2 separate regions of the Homo sapiens genome follow, and region 2 is linked to region 1. Evidence: chromatin contacts called from ENCODE Hi-C data. All regions are on one chromosome and are shown on one strand. The core of a region is the stretch at or near the end of the contact, and the rest is flanking DNA. Distances in the headings are between cores, read along the strand shown.

Region 1 (7,211 bases), core at 2,825-5,324:
TTTACTTTAAAATTTAGTTACCCTTTAAATAAGTTTTTTAAAAATAAAAAGATAGTCTTTATATTTTCACATATTTTGCCTTTTTGGAACTCTTCATTTCTTCCTGTGCATTCAAGTTTTCATCTGGTGTCATTACCTTTACCTCCAGCTACAGGGAACTGCGTTTAGCGTTTCTTATAGTGCTGGTGTATGGGTGATAAATTCTCTCAGCTTTCATTTATCTGAAAATGTCTCAAGTTTATACCTTTTTATAATTCTTCTATTATCATTTTAGTGAGATCTTCGGAGGGAGAAGAGAAAAATTTATTCAATACGCTTTCTTTAATGCAAAGTTGGAAGCCTGACTGTATGGGATTCTCTATTTCACTCCTGGCCTCTCCCAGCCCTTTGCAATTCTGGAAAAGATTTTTTGGAAAACACGAACTGGTGCCCAAAGCCCTCAGAGGCCAGGGGCCAGATAAAGCGTGTATAATGGTCACAGAGAGAGGTTTAGTATCCAGGCAACCATTTTAAAAACAATAGTAACAGCTAACATACATTAAGTTTATGTTCCAGACACTAGCCTGAGTGCTTTATGAGCATTCTCTTACCTCATCCTTATAGCAGCCCTATGAGGCAGGGGGAATGAGAAACGTTATTGACTTCCTGGAGTTGCTGTGAGGGTAAAATGGGGTGAGGATAAACCATTAGGGAGAAGGGTGGTAGCACATGGAAAACTCGACATATGTTAACTATTGTTATTATCGCTGTAGCAAAAAAACACAATGATCACAAAGAATATCAATAGGAAGGTGGATCAGCTCCAGACACAGTGGCTTGGCAGGAGGGAGCTAGGGAAATGAAGTCAAAGAGTGACTTCTGAAGGGGAGAGACTGATGGGCAATGCAGGGATGCTGTCCCTTGACTCCCTCCTGCCCACCATATCCCGAATTATCACTGCCTCATAATCTTCCTTTTCCATGATTTGATGGCTGGAGTAGCCCTGCTTACTAACAGGATGATCTGTGCAAGAGACTGATACAGATTATCCTGGTGGACGTCTCTTAATGTTCAATTATAGCTTGGTATTTTGGTTTATGTTTTTAAAACACTTATGTACAAGTCTTGTATATACATGTTGATAGCAGCTTTATTTATAATAGGCAAAAACTAGAAAAATACAAACATTCATCTATAAATGAATAAATCAATTGTAGTATATACATACAATGCCATGTACTCAGAAATAAAAGGGACTATTGATTCTTATTATGCTGAGTGAAAGATGTCAGACAAAAAATAAGTACCTACTGTATGATTCTAGAAAATGCATATTACCATAGAGAGAAAGCATTATCAGGAGTTGCTTGGAGACAGGAAAGTGGGGGAGAAGACAAGTTACAAAGGTACACAAGAAATCTTTTGTGAGTAATGTTTATAATTCATTATCTTGATTGTGGTTCATATTGCAAAATTTATCCAACTGTACACATGTGTGATTTATTCTACATCTATTATATTTTAATAAAACGGTTTAAAAACAACCCATGAGATCTCAGTTAACTCCCACTATATTGGCAAAAGAAAAATGATTTGTAGAATAATACCAAGTGTTGTGAAGTTATAGAGCAATAGAAACTCCCACATACTTTTTATGGAAATGTAAATTAAAACCACCACTATAGAAAACAGGCTTGTGGTTCCTAGTAAAAATATATTCCATAAGCCAAAGTTCCATCCCTAGGTATATGCCCTAGAAAAGCTCCTATCCTCAGACACAGGAACATACGTACCAGAATATACATAGTACCATTATTCACAATAGCTCATATTCTAAAAAATGGACCCTGTTACTGTCCATTTAGAACAGATGGATAAGGACATTTTGGTATATTCCCTCAATTAAACATTATATAGGAAGATGAAGGGGGAAGAGGAAAAAAGAGAGGGGACAGAGAAAGGGAAAAGAAGGAGAAACTCAAGCTATATGCAACCATATTTATGACTCTCATAAAATAATGTTGAGCAAAAAAGGCACATCACAGAAGACATTAATCATCCATCTTAGTAAAGGTCAAAAGCATATAAAACTAAATAATGTACTATTGGATGTGTAAACCTATACAAAAACACTACTTACAAAAAACAAAGGAGTAACATACACGAATTTGGAATTGTGATTATATCTGTGAGTGGTCAGAGTTGGATGGGATTGGGAAAGGATATCCAAGGAAACTCAAAGTAACGGTAACATTATCTCTTTTAAATAGGATAGCAGGTAACCAAGTGCTCATTGCATTCTTATTATTTATACCTCACAGGTATTTTACAACTGTCATTCTCAATCAAATCAATAATAAATAAAAGTAATTTTAAGAAACAGTTATTACCAAATATTCAACTTAGGCACTGTAAAGCTCTATAAAGACTCCAAAGAATAAACTCCTACAACAATACAACTTTCTAGATAACTTTCCAACGTACCAGTAGCAAAATGAAACATGGATTTAAAACACTAAGCATGGTACCTGGAAAACAGCACTCAATAAATGTTTGCAATTATTATAACTGCCATTATTTTGTTGTTGTAATTATTACTAATAATACATGCTAACTGCTTTATAGAGGCATCAGCCACAATCCAGTTAAAAATTGTAAAGTTAACTCCTAGATCATTGTGAGAGTGAACAGAAACTGGGGCAATTATGTGTTAAAGCTACTCATGATATTAAAACCAGGTGCTCAGCACATATGCAAAAGTTCTGTATTCTCCATGCAAATGTGGGTAGGAAATGCAAGCTAGTTTATTCAAAATAGGTGTCCAGATACAGGCAGAAAGTTACCAGGATTAGTTGTCAGGAAAAAAACCTGTTTCATCTGACTGGACATATTTATCTGTTCTAACAGAAGACTAAGTCTATAGAGACTGTTACCTAACAGAACATTAGGGCTAAGATTCCATAAAAACTTTTATACCTGGGTTCCTATATTGTCCTCATAGTATTAGGTGAGTAAACCACCCTGTCCTTGTTACCAAAAGTGGGAAAAACTTACACTTGTCTCATCTTACATTATTCCAAGCAATTCCTTCTTCGAGGGGATAAAAATCATAATATTGGTCAATTGGAGAACAGCATTCATGCATATTCAGACTTTGTCAGGGTGGATAACAAAGAAATTCACTGAAGAGGAAAAAAGCTTCAATTTGACTTATTTCTGAAAAAAATATTCTCTGTGTGACATGATGAGAAAATATCAAGAAACACCAAGAGAACCACCAACTGGAGCCAAACACATGTTGCAGTCTCTGTTCCTCTCCAAATTTGTAGAATTTATAGAAGTGGTATAAAAATACTTAGTAAATATTTTAAAACCTTGAAAACAAGAACACTCATTTAATAAGAAACTGTGAAGAAATTGCAAAAGAAGAAAGGCAAATTGAAAACCATATGCATGACTTTCAGTGTGTTCCCCAAACCAGCAGCATTAGCTGCCGGGAATTTGTTTGAAATGCAAATTCTTGAACCCTAACCCACACCCACTGAACCAGAAACACAGTTTGGGAACTGAGAATGTTATCAATTAATAAATTTGATTTTAACAAGTATAAAGCATACTTTCAATAGTTTGGAACATTTACAGATATTGACTATATAATTGGCAACAAAGGAATTGTTAGAGAAAACTCTAACAATTATTGCATTTGGGTTAGAATTTGCTAGTCACTGATACAGTTTGGATGTTTGTCCCCTCCAAATCCATGTTGAAATGTAATCCCCAGTGGAGGGATTACATTACCTAGCAGGAGGTATTCAGATCACTGGGGCAGATCCCTCATGATTTGCTTAGTTAGCATGATGAGTGAGTTCTTGCTCAGTTAGTTGACACGAGATCTGGTTGTTAAAAGTGCACAGTCCCTTCCCCTTCTCTCTTGCTCCTGCTTGCCATGCAATACTCCGGCTCCCCCTTTGCTTTCTGCCATGATTACAGGCTTCCTGAAGTCTCATCAGAAGCAGATGCCAGCACCCTGCTTTCTGTACAGCCTGCAGAACCATGAGCCAATTAAGCTTTTCCTTATACATTACCCTGCCATGGGTATTTCTTTTTAGCAATGCAAGAAATGACTAACACGGTCACATTTTAATTTTATTTACATAGCTAGCAAGGAGAAAAACTAGATGCAGAGGTTTGATAAGCCTGCACAATTTAGGTGGCAATGGAACTTACCAACACAATTCATCAACATAAGTAAGCAAATTTCCATTTCCTGTAACTATAGTCTGTGGATTAACTCAACAGTAACATATTTTATATATTTTGAAATGAATACTGCATTCACTAAATAGGAACTTTGTGTTTGGCACTGGATGAAATCCCAAGAACTCTGTATTGAATAGCTCAGGAAGAACCTGCTATTGACTCATAAACTCGTAACTGCTAGATTCTTCATAGCAAAAGCAAGAGACAACGCAGAAATGCAAATCTAAATAAGACCTTTCCCCACCTGTTTGATTCTGTTTCCTATGTTCTGAGGTCACTGGAAAATAAATATTCCCCAACTCCCTCTTATTTTTTAACTGAAGAGGGTAACAACCAGTCTGGTATAGTAACCTGAAAACTCAAACTTTCAGATAATGAAATCATTTCCTGCCAAAGCTTCACATTCTTGTTGACACATTCTTATTCTAAACCAAGACTAAATAAATTTCTTTTTTGGTTTATAATTTCTTTCTGAACTCTCCACAAATTCAGGAAATTGGTGTCATATAGGTCATATTCACTGACAAAAATGCAATATTAGAAAAGGATCCTTTAAAAATCTACACATGTGAAAAATATATAACACACTCCAAAAAAAATAAAAAAGCTTAAAGAAAGCCCAGCTGAAAGTGGGAATGTATAAATTGTGGCATATTCTTAGTTCAAAATGAATAAATTTTAAAGTTAATATTGAATGAATAACGCAAATGGCAGAATGATTTGTATAAATTTTGAAAACATGCAAAATAGTATTACATTAGTTATGGATACCTACCTATGGTATTGATAATAACATGAAATTAAATGATAAATCTCAGCTTCAGTGCAGTGGCTACCTCTGAAAATGCAGGGAAATTTGATGGGGGTTATACAAGATGTTTCAACTGTAGCTAATGTTTTCTTTTATTTAAAAAATTCAAGCGAACAGAAGGTGGAGGAACACAGACTTTTTCTCTTATTTTCTATGCTTTTCTATATGTTTGAAATATTCACAATTTAAAAAAATTAAAAACTGGAAGACTAACAAAATACCTATATATCAAAATCTGAGGTGCAGGTAAAGAAGTCCAGAGGAAAATGTATAGCCTAAATTATTAGAAAACAGGAACTGAAAATAAATGAATTAAAATTTACAGGTAAGTTGGCAAAGAAAATAAAAAAAGTATAAAAACATAAATGAATTGAATATAAAACAAAATACATAAAACATGTGCTAAGTTGTCCAATATAATTTAAAACTGTTGGAAAAATAAACCAACATGCCAGACCAGTGACTCGTTTTTGATCTCAGAACTGCTTTAGACTTAAAATCTTATTTCTATCAATATTCAACGTACTAGAAATTAAAACCAAGAAAATTGGAAGTTTACTAATTTAAAATAACAATATAATGAACATATTTTCATGAACTATAACTTCATTTTCCAAAACTCAAAAGATATAATGAGAAGAGTGGCATGACTTTACATATTTGCAAATCTTTTTTGTAGGGAAGGGGTCTCCCTATGTTGCCTAGGCTGCTCTTGAACTCCTGGCCTCCTCAAGGGATCCTCCCACTCCGGCCTTCCATAGTGCTGTAATGAGTCATGAGCCACTGCACCCGGCCTTGTAAATCTCTTTAATTCCTGGCCTAATAGAAGGCAACTGCTTCTGAATTCAATCTGTTGTGATATGTTGTTTTAGTTGAAGTATATGAAAAAAATCTGGCCTCACACAGACATATCCTTGGAAAAAAGGCAGCCATTTCAGACAACTGTGGATGTTCTTTAATGCTACAGCCAAACTCAAGTGGTAATTTATTAAAGATTAACCACAATATGGAGTCTGAAATGATATCAATGAACTTTTTGCACTGTTACATTAAAATCCATTGGTTTGTCTTGCCCTTTTTTTTTTTTTTTTTTTTTTTTGAGATGGAGTTTCTCTCTTGTTGCCTAGGCTGGAGTGCAGTGGCACAATCTCAGCTCACTGCAACCTCCGCCTCCCCGGTTCAAGTGATTCTCTCACCTCAGCCTCCCGAGTAGCTGGGATTACAGGCGCCTGCCACCACGCCCAGCCCTGTCTTGCTTTTTGAAGGGATTTTTCACCCATGCATGACTTTGTAACACTGTGCATTGATAATTTGGAAAATACTGGTTCACTGAGTTATACAGATCTTCCAAATGTTTACACACTTCATTACACATATCACAAAATCACATTCATTACCATCACTACTGATCTCATCAGAAGACATTCTTAGGTGACTTTGATATTGTAGTAGGACTTTTACTGGGATGAGTAGTGGTGTAAATACAGTAACAAACAAACAATTGGAAGCCACTGCTTTTAACACTTGCTGAGGTACCATTCAGCGCAGATTCAATATGGTGAAAAAGGCAAATAACGTCTTATTATGAAAATTAAGTTTGACCTTGCAAACTCCTAGAAAGGGTCTTGGAGATTCCCAGTGGACTGCAAACCATACTTTTGAGAACCACAAAGGTAGGCAATCCCTTGCAAAGTAGAATCAAGACAAAATGAGAGAAGGCACCTTAACAACAGGAACAAATGGAGGGAAAAAAATGAGTAAATTTAAAAATTATCAGACTATGTATAGTCTAATTTTAAAAATTACTCCAGTAATTTATATAATTACACTCACATTTATAAATGCATACATATATAAAAAAAATTTTTTTTATGAGTATAAATAAGGCAATCAAGCCAGACAGCTTAGGTTGGAGGTTGGAAACCTGGTTCCTCTACTTAGTAGCTGTGAGACCTTAATTTAATTATCCTCCCTGTGCCTCAGTTTCCTTATCTATAAAATGAAGATGATGAAAGCACAACCCCCTGGCCAGTTAAATTCTAGGGAAGATTAAATGAACTAACGTAACTGCTTAAAAAACATCTGGCATGTGATAGGTTGTACAAGTGGTATGTTGGCTGCCTTGTAGAACTCTGCCAACAAATATGAAATGGCCAGATTT
Region 2 (7,211 bases), core at 2,442-4,941, 510 kb before region 1:
ACTGCATTTGGTTGTTCTACCTCTTTAATCTCTTTTAATAAAGGGCAACTTCCCTGCCTTTTATTTTTATTTAATTTTGGTCTTTCGTTATAGACATTTTTGAATAGACCAGGACAGGTATCTGGCAAAATGCTCCATGATCTGGATTTGTCTAGCTGTTTCTCAATAATCAGATTCTGGTTAAAGATGTTGTCAAAAAGACTTCACAGATGATATGCTGTGTACTTCCCACCACTGCAGAACATCAGGAGACGCATCCCCAGAAGACCCTGCCTTGCCCCAATTCAATCATCCTACACCTAGGCCCAGGCTTCTTGAGTCCCACCCTTCCCCACTCCCAGACTCCAGCTGGCCCTCCCTGTGAACAGACATCCAAATATCATCAGACACTTGGGAAAGCCTCTAATGGGAAAGACACAGAGCCAGCAGGACCCCGGCTGTGAGCAGACCTGGAGAGCAGGCTCAAGTGTAGCGAAGGAGGGGAGGGTTCCAGGAAAGCTGTCTCCACTGAGAACAGAACTGACAGGTAACTATGAGTCAGAATGGGCCAAGGAGGGCTTTCACTTCTGTAGGACAGAGGAGGTGTAAAGCCATTAGAGAAAAACTGAAAATGAAGCCAAAAGGAAAAAAAGCAACTCTTAAAGGCAGGCTTATTTTGATATTTAAGACAACATTCCCTCAAGTATTTTTTTACTAAAGGGGTGATGCTATCTGCTTTTTCCTTCCATTTTTACAAACATGGTACAATCAACCCCACTGTTATTTGGTGAAAACAATGAAGTATTTTTTAACAACAACAACAACAACAAATACCTTCTATGGCCCCAGATGGATAATTTTAAGTTGGTTAAGAATGTGGGCTTTGGAGACCTGACCAACATCACTTAGCAGTTGTGTGACACTGGCAGGTTGTCTCATGCATCTCTGTGCCTCAGTTTCTACATCTGTCAAACAGGGCAATAGAATTTACCTCATCGGGTTGTGAGAATAGATAAGTTAAACACATGTTAAGTGCTAGAATAGTATCTAACACATAGTTAACATTCAGTAGATTTTTGTAATCACAGTGAGTTATTATTAATATTATTGTAAGTCTGTGGTTAAGAAGCCTATTTTAACTTTAAAATGATTTGAGCCATCAGAATTCAGCTTTTGTAGATAAAGAATATGAACTAATTGACTATGGATGGAATTATTGTACATAGTTAGCTTGCTGAATTATTGGTTAAGCACTACTAACTATATCTTGGTAAACTATGGTGCAACTGAGCCACCCCCTAAAAGCAAAAGACATTTAGCAGTTCACCATATTTTGCAATTAACCAAATGAGAGCCTATGAGAATGAAATGGTTTCAGGTGGAGTTTGACAATACAATTCATCCATAATATATAGGGAAAAATATTTCCTCAAAAATAACATCTATGTGGTAGGCCCTTAAAAACGATGGATGAATGCATGCAAAATTCTCTGTACACAGACACATGAACTTAAAAATAGAGTACCACTACTACAGTTGTTTAAATCCCCAGCTCCTTCCTGGATAATTGTCACTACTGGGTATATTACTGTCCAAGTCTCCAGGATGAGTGAGTATTTCACATCATGTGGAAGGAGGCTTGCAGGCCTACTTAAGTGAAAAAATCTGTCACTGGTTCTAGCTTATCTTTATCTATATCTTTTGCATTTCTCCTAAGTAACACTCTCATGGAAAAACCACCAGCAAATCCAGGATCATCCTTTCGACAGAATACTGAATTTGAAGAACTGCATGGAAACGGTACTTATCTACAGTTCCATTTTACAGGTTTCTCCCTAAAGCTCAGAGACAGTGAACATTTATCTGGAGCCACATTGCAGGGCGCATGTTCCAGGCCTCCAAATGCACAGGCCAGTGCTCTTCCTTGGGTTCACATTTAAAGACCAAGTTTAATGTTTTTTTAATTGGTGTTTTATACCTAGATTAAATGTATTTTAATATTAGAGATGACTGTGTGACTTTCTTATTTAAAAAGAAGGCCTATGAAATCCAAACAAACTTGTGAAATCTTTAGACAGTTCCATTTAATAATGATCACTAATGGCCATTAGACCAGGCAAAATCTATGAGGCAAACAATCAGAATGTTTGTTTGAAATGCAAATGTAAGACAACTAATGAAAATGCCAACAGTTCTTCTGCTAAGGCCTGCTGTGATATTAAAAACAGTCTAACAGGAACTTTAAGAAGGAGAGACCTGATTCAGGAATTCAGTTACTTAAAAAAGAATCACCTTTGCCTGAAGTACAGGCTGTTCACTTACAGTCATCAGCATTTCAGAAATCAAAAAGCCAATATTTCAACAACTGCGTGTGTATTTTTGGCTGAATGGTGGTTATATTGATTATTTTACCAGCCCTTTAGTGAGATTTCCTTCCTTCTTGGTCGTCATTTCCAGTTCTAGATGGTACCCTATAGGGTAACGAAGGCAGTAGAGTGTGGTAGTTATGAAAGGAAGCTCCGGCATTAGACAGACCCAGGCGTGTCTTCACTCCACTTCTCACCGGCTGTGTGACCCTGGGGAGGTTACTTAACACTCTGTGCCTCACATGCCTCATCTGAAAATGGAAATGATAAAAGCCCTACCTTGTGAAACTGTTGTGAGGGAAAGTAAAAAAAAATATGCAAAGTGCTTATTAGCACAGAATCTGGTGGCCATAGATATTACCTGTATGACACAGAATAAGCACTCTGTATTTGAACTCTCATTATTGTTAGGGCAAGGTGGTGTAGTAGCAGTAAAAGAAAGAAGAAATACCTTCTGTTACAATAACAACTACAAATATTTGAAAATGAATTATGACACAGATTAAAAAGAATGTAAACAGTTATATTGAGGCCTTGAATTCTGTCTTTAAATCGTTGCTCCCTGTATTGTAAGAACTCTTCGTTAATCACTTAAACTGCTGACTGCCAGCAAAACCTAAGCTTCATACAGACCCACTGTCTACCAGGTGAATACACCTAGCGTTGCCATCCATGTAAGGTAATTTCTACAGTGAAGGTAAACCCCAGATACACTCAATCAACATCAAGTCAACAAAGATTTATTGAGCACCACCTGTGTATATGGCACAACCATAAACAGAACTTGCAGTACAGCTTAATTAAATCCCTGGGCCCTGGTAAGCTGAGTGAAAACTACATGTAAATACTTAAGAAATAGCTGGCTGGTTTATCATACATATTTACAGATTTTAATTTACCAAAACAACTTGTATCTTATCCGTTTATATAACCTGTAGGGTCTGTGTTTAAATCAGGATGAATGTGTCAAAGTAGCCATTAAACTGAATTATCAGGGGGTTTTCACTAATACTTGCTAGTTATAAACCTCAGTTCATTGCTAACCACACCCTGAGAAATCAACAAGAAGAACCATGAAGCACTGGGTAGATTTAATTATTATTTTAAATGTAATCTTCCATTTTAATATTCCTGATATAAAGAAGAGTTTTTCATTGCATTGGGGAATCTACCGTCTGTGATTAGTTGAGAACTTTCATTCTCATGGTTCTTGGTTAACTGAACTGTGACTCAGCAGTAACATACCAAGACGAGAAATGACCAGGCCAGACCGTCTCTTGTATAAACAAAAACAGAACAGAAGTAAATGGAGATTAGAGCCCAGGCAGAACCGCTACATTCAGTTTCCAAATATGGGCATGTGGAGACACTCAGGACAATCACTAAGGACAACCCAGAAGCATCACATGATGACTCTCATGGGGGAAGACCTTGGGCAGCAAGAGAGAAACTTTTGGCTCACACATGATAGTAATAAAATTGTTTTTGTTTACAGAATTCTTGTAGGAGGAAGGGGGAAAGATACAAGGTAAAATTAATAAAACTTAAGAAAATAACAGTAGAAAAAGTAAGTGAAGTCATAAGCTGGCTCTTTGAAAATATGAGTAAAACAAAAGCTATTTAAGCAAGAAAAGAAGAACAAAAAATATACAAAATTAGGAACAGACAAGGTGATATAATTACAGACACTAATGATTAAAATAAAGTGAACATTATTCACTTTGTCAAAAATCCAGAGTAGATGGAAGATTTTCTAACAAAATATAAAAGTACCAAAATTGACCAATGAATAGATAGAAAACAAGAACCATTTATACCCTCTCTCTACTTGTCATCAATATCCCACCATACTGGGTCATCTCCATCAGCATATAAGCATGCTCTCCTATCATCCATCATTAAAAAGTCATGACCCCCAAGCCCTCCCTAGTTTTGCTACTCCCCATCACTGCACATCTGTTCCAAAGAGCTGTCACATGTGGGCTCTGCACTTGCTCATCTCCTGCTTATGGCTCAGCCACTCCATGCTGGACACTGTCCCCGCTGCTCCATCAGATTTGCCTTAGCCACCATAGCCACCAACCTGCAAGTGGTCAAATCTAAGTCCCTTCCTTTAAGTCGCATCTCACTGGACTCACTCAGTGCATGTGATGTTGTCAGCTACTCCAGTCTGCCTTAGGCACACTCCTCTCATGCTCCATGATGCCACGCTCTCTGGGTTCTCCTCCCTATTTCCTGGTCACTCCTTTTCAGCCTTTGTCTAAAGGATGAATTCACCAATGCTCAGTCCTAAATCTTCTGCCCCTCTCTACATGGTTGAATTCCAGATTCATGTATCCAATTTGTGCCCTCAACTCTTCCCCTCATATCTCACTGGCATCTCAGACTACACAAGACCCAAACCAAACTCTTTGAGTTTCTCCTTAAACCGGCTCCTCTTTTTTGCCTTGAATGGCATCATCATCCATACATTACAATCAATTAATTATTCCTCTGAGAGAGTCCCGTTGCTTCTTCCTCAAAGATATATTCGCTTCTCTGTACTTCTACTCCCACCATCCTAGTTGTATTAGTCAGGGTTCTCTAGAGAAGTGGACCAAAGAGGTGGGTGTGTGTGTGTGTGTGTGTGTGTGTGTGTGTGTGTGTGTGTGTCTTCACCAGTCATGATCCCTGGTGTGTGTGTGTGTGTGTGTGTGTGTGTGTGTCTTCACCAGTCACCATTCCTGGTGTGTGTGTCTGCATGTGTGTGTGTGTGCACAGGCAGGCCGGAGACCCCAGAAAGAACCAAGACTGCAGTTCAAGTCTGAAGGCCATCTGCTGATAATTCCCTCTTGCTTGGATTGGGTTAATCTTTTCGTTCTATGCAAGCTTTTACCTGATGTGCTTTACTCAAAGTCTAGAGATTTAAATGTTAATCTCATCCAAAAACACCTTCACAGAAACATTGAGAATAACACCTGACCACAAATCTAGGCACAATGGCCCAGCCAAGTTAACACATACAATTAACCATTACACTAGTCTAAGCCACTTCATTTCTGGTCTAAGCCAATGCAACAGGCTCTAACTGGTCTCTGTGCTTCCATCCTTTCCTTCCATATCAAAGCCAGAACACCCGCTTCATGCATAAATGTCTCCCCAAACACCCAACAGCTTCCTATTGCAACCAGATTAAAGCCAAGGCCCATGAACAAGACTTGACTGTACCCTCATCTCATCCCAAGCTCCAACTCCCCACTAACCAGCCCTCAAGCCTGCCTCAGAGTCTTAGAATATGCTGACAGTTACACTTCTGCCCCTCTCTGTTTGCAAGACTAAACTCTATGTATGCCTTCATAACTCATCAAAACTTAAATATGTGTCCCTGGCCCTCACAGTATTCTCCACTGTTTGTTTCCTTGACAGTGCTGAGCACCAATGAATATTATATATTTATTTGTTTGATTTCTTATTTATTGCCTGCCTCTGACCCTACAACCTCCATTTGTGCAGGGACCATGTTTGTCTTAACTCATCCCATGCAGAGCCCAGGGCCTGGCACACAGCAGATGCTCAATTAATATTAATTAAATAAACAAAAAATTCTAATGCAAGAAAAATCTAAACACCTAGAATAAAATACTTAAAGTATCTGAAAAAATATGTTACATAAACCTTGAGATAGATAAGCACTTCTTATGCAAAACAAGAAACTTATAAAGCTTAAGTGAGAAAATTCCAGATTTGATTATACCCAACTCAAGTATGAGATGAGACACCATGAACAAAGTTAAAAGATAAACAAAATATATGCAACACATATAACAGATTCTACAAATTAAAAAACAGAAGTCAAACAATACAATTCAAAAATAGGCAAGGAATTTAAATATCACGTAGTTAATAAATGTCAGGAAATTAACAGATTCTAATCTTAACACACCATATCGGCAAAAATTAAGACAAACGTTCCTAAAGTAAAAATATTTTTTAAAGATTATGATTTTAAAATGATCCTATCGGCCATTTTTCAAATGGGCAGTATAATACAATCACAGTGCAGAGGGCAAGACAGCTTTGGCAAGAGAAAAGAATGTACAAAAGCAAGAGGTTGCAGATTTTTTTCTTTCAGCCACATCTGTGATGGATCCACACTGAGTATGTCTGAAGCAGAGGATTACACATTTTCCAAAGCAAAGATTACCAACCTAGAAATAGTGATGTAATTACTGTCTCATCACCAGATATCAAATTATCAGAGACTAAAAGTTTTCTGTGGCTCAAATTGCTTAGTAAACACAGACTTAGAAGGGCCTTCTCCAGAAATAAATGCCAGACACACTAGTTTCAGGGTTCACAATTTCACCGAAAAACCCCTCAAAACAAAAACAAAACGAAAACATGCTTTGGAAAGAAACAGACATCGTTATTTTAAGGAGGGGTGGGGAGTTACTCCTAGGGAATCTCTTCTCTGTAGCCTTTAAATTCATTTGGTATTAATCCTATTTATACAATGTAACCTCCACAATCCTAGAAATTGTACTTAAAAATCACAGTCATAACATTTTAACCATTTCTGTACTTATTGTAGTCACCTGCTGAGTAAACACTTAATTGTACAGAGTCCCTCCTTCTCTACCCACGCCCAGTAATGATAAACTGACATTTTGCAGTTAAATAAAAGCCACATCCTGCCAGCTGGGAATACACTTGCAGAGGCCATGCTCTCCTGTCCGGAGCACTGTCACATGCTGCCTGAAACCACACCTGCCAATCACGGCTTGCGCACATGTGCAGCCTCTGAGACTGGGGCCCAAACTGCCAGCTGGGCAGATTAGGCTTTTTGACATCTGATTCACATTTAAACAACCAGAAGATCTCTGTAGA

What was found. A loop is a pair of places that touch in the nucleus more often than their neighbours do. Pooled maps may share reads with other maps.
Region 2: a loop to region 1 is called in a pooled map, with 2.6 times the contacts of the local background. The contact joins two enhancer-like sites. A Hi-C loop is called at or near these places in 7 of 37 single-sample maps with no recorded cell type and 6 of 50 pooled maps.

The regions. Positions count from the first base shown.
Region 1 is chr14:55,687,379-55,694,589 of GRCh38, reverse strand. No RefSeq gene overlaps it. Among named protein-coding and RNA genes, the nearest start is that of LINC00520, 110 kb to the left of the region's middle. Within about 2 kb of position 4,074, at least 3 of the 41 ENCODE cell types and tissues checked have a DNase peak (open chromatin) inside an H3K27ac peak, as active enhancers do.
Region 2 is chr14:56,195,756-56,202,966 of GRCh38, reverse strand. The region is part of intron 2 of PELI2 (pellino E3 ubiquitin protein ligase family member 2); the gene reads right to left. Among named protein-coding and RNA genes, the nearest start is that of PELI2, 81 kb to the right of the region's middle. RefSeq lists an enhancer at 3,586-3,775. Within about 2 kb of position 3,691, at least 10 of the 41 ENCODE cell types and tissues checked have a DNase peak (open chromatin) inside an H3K27ac peak, as active enhancers do.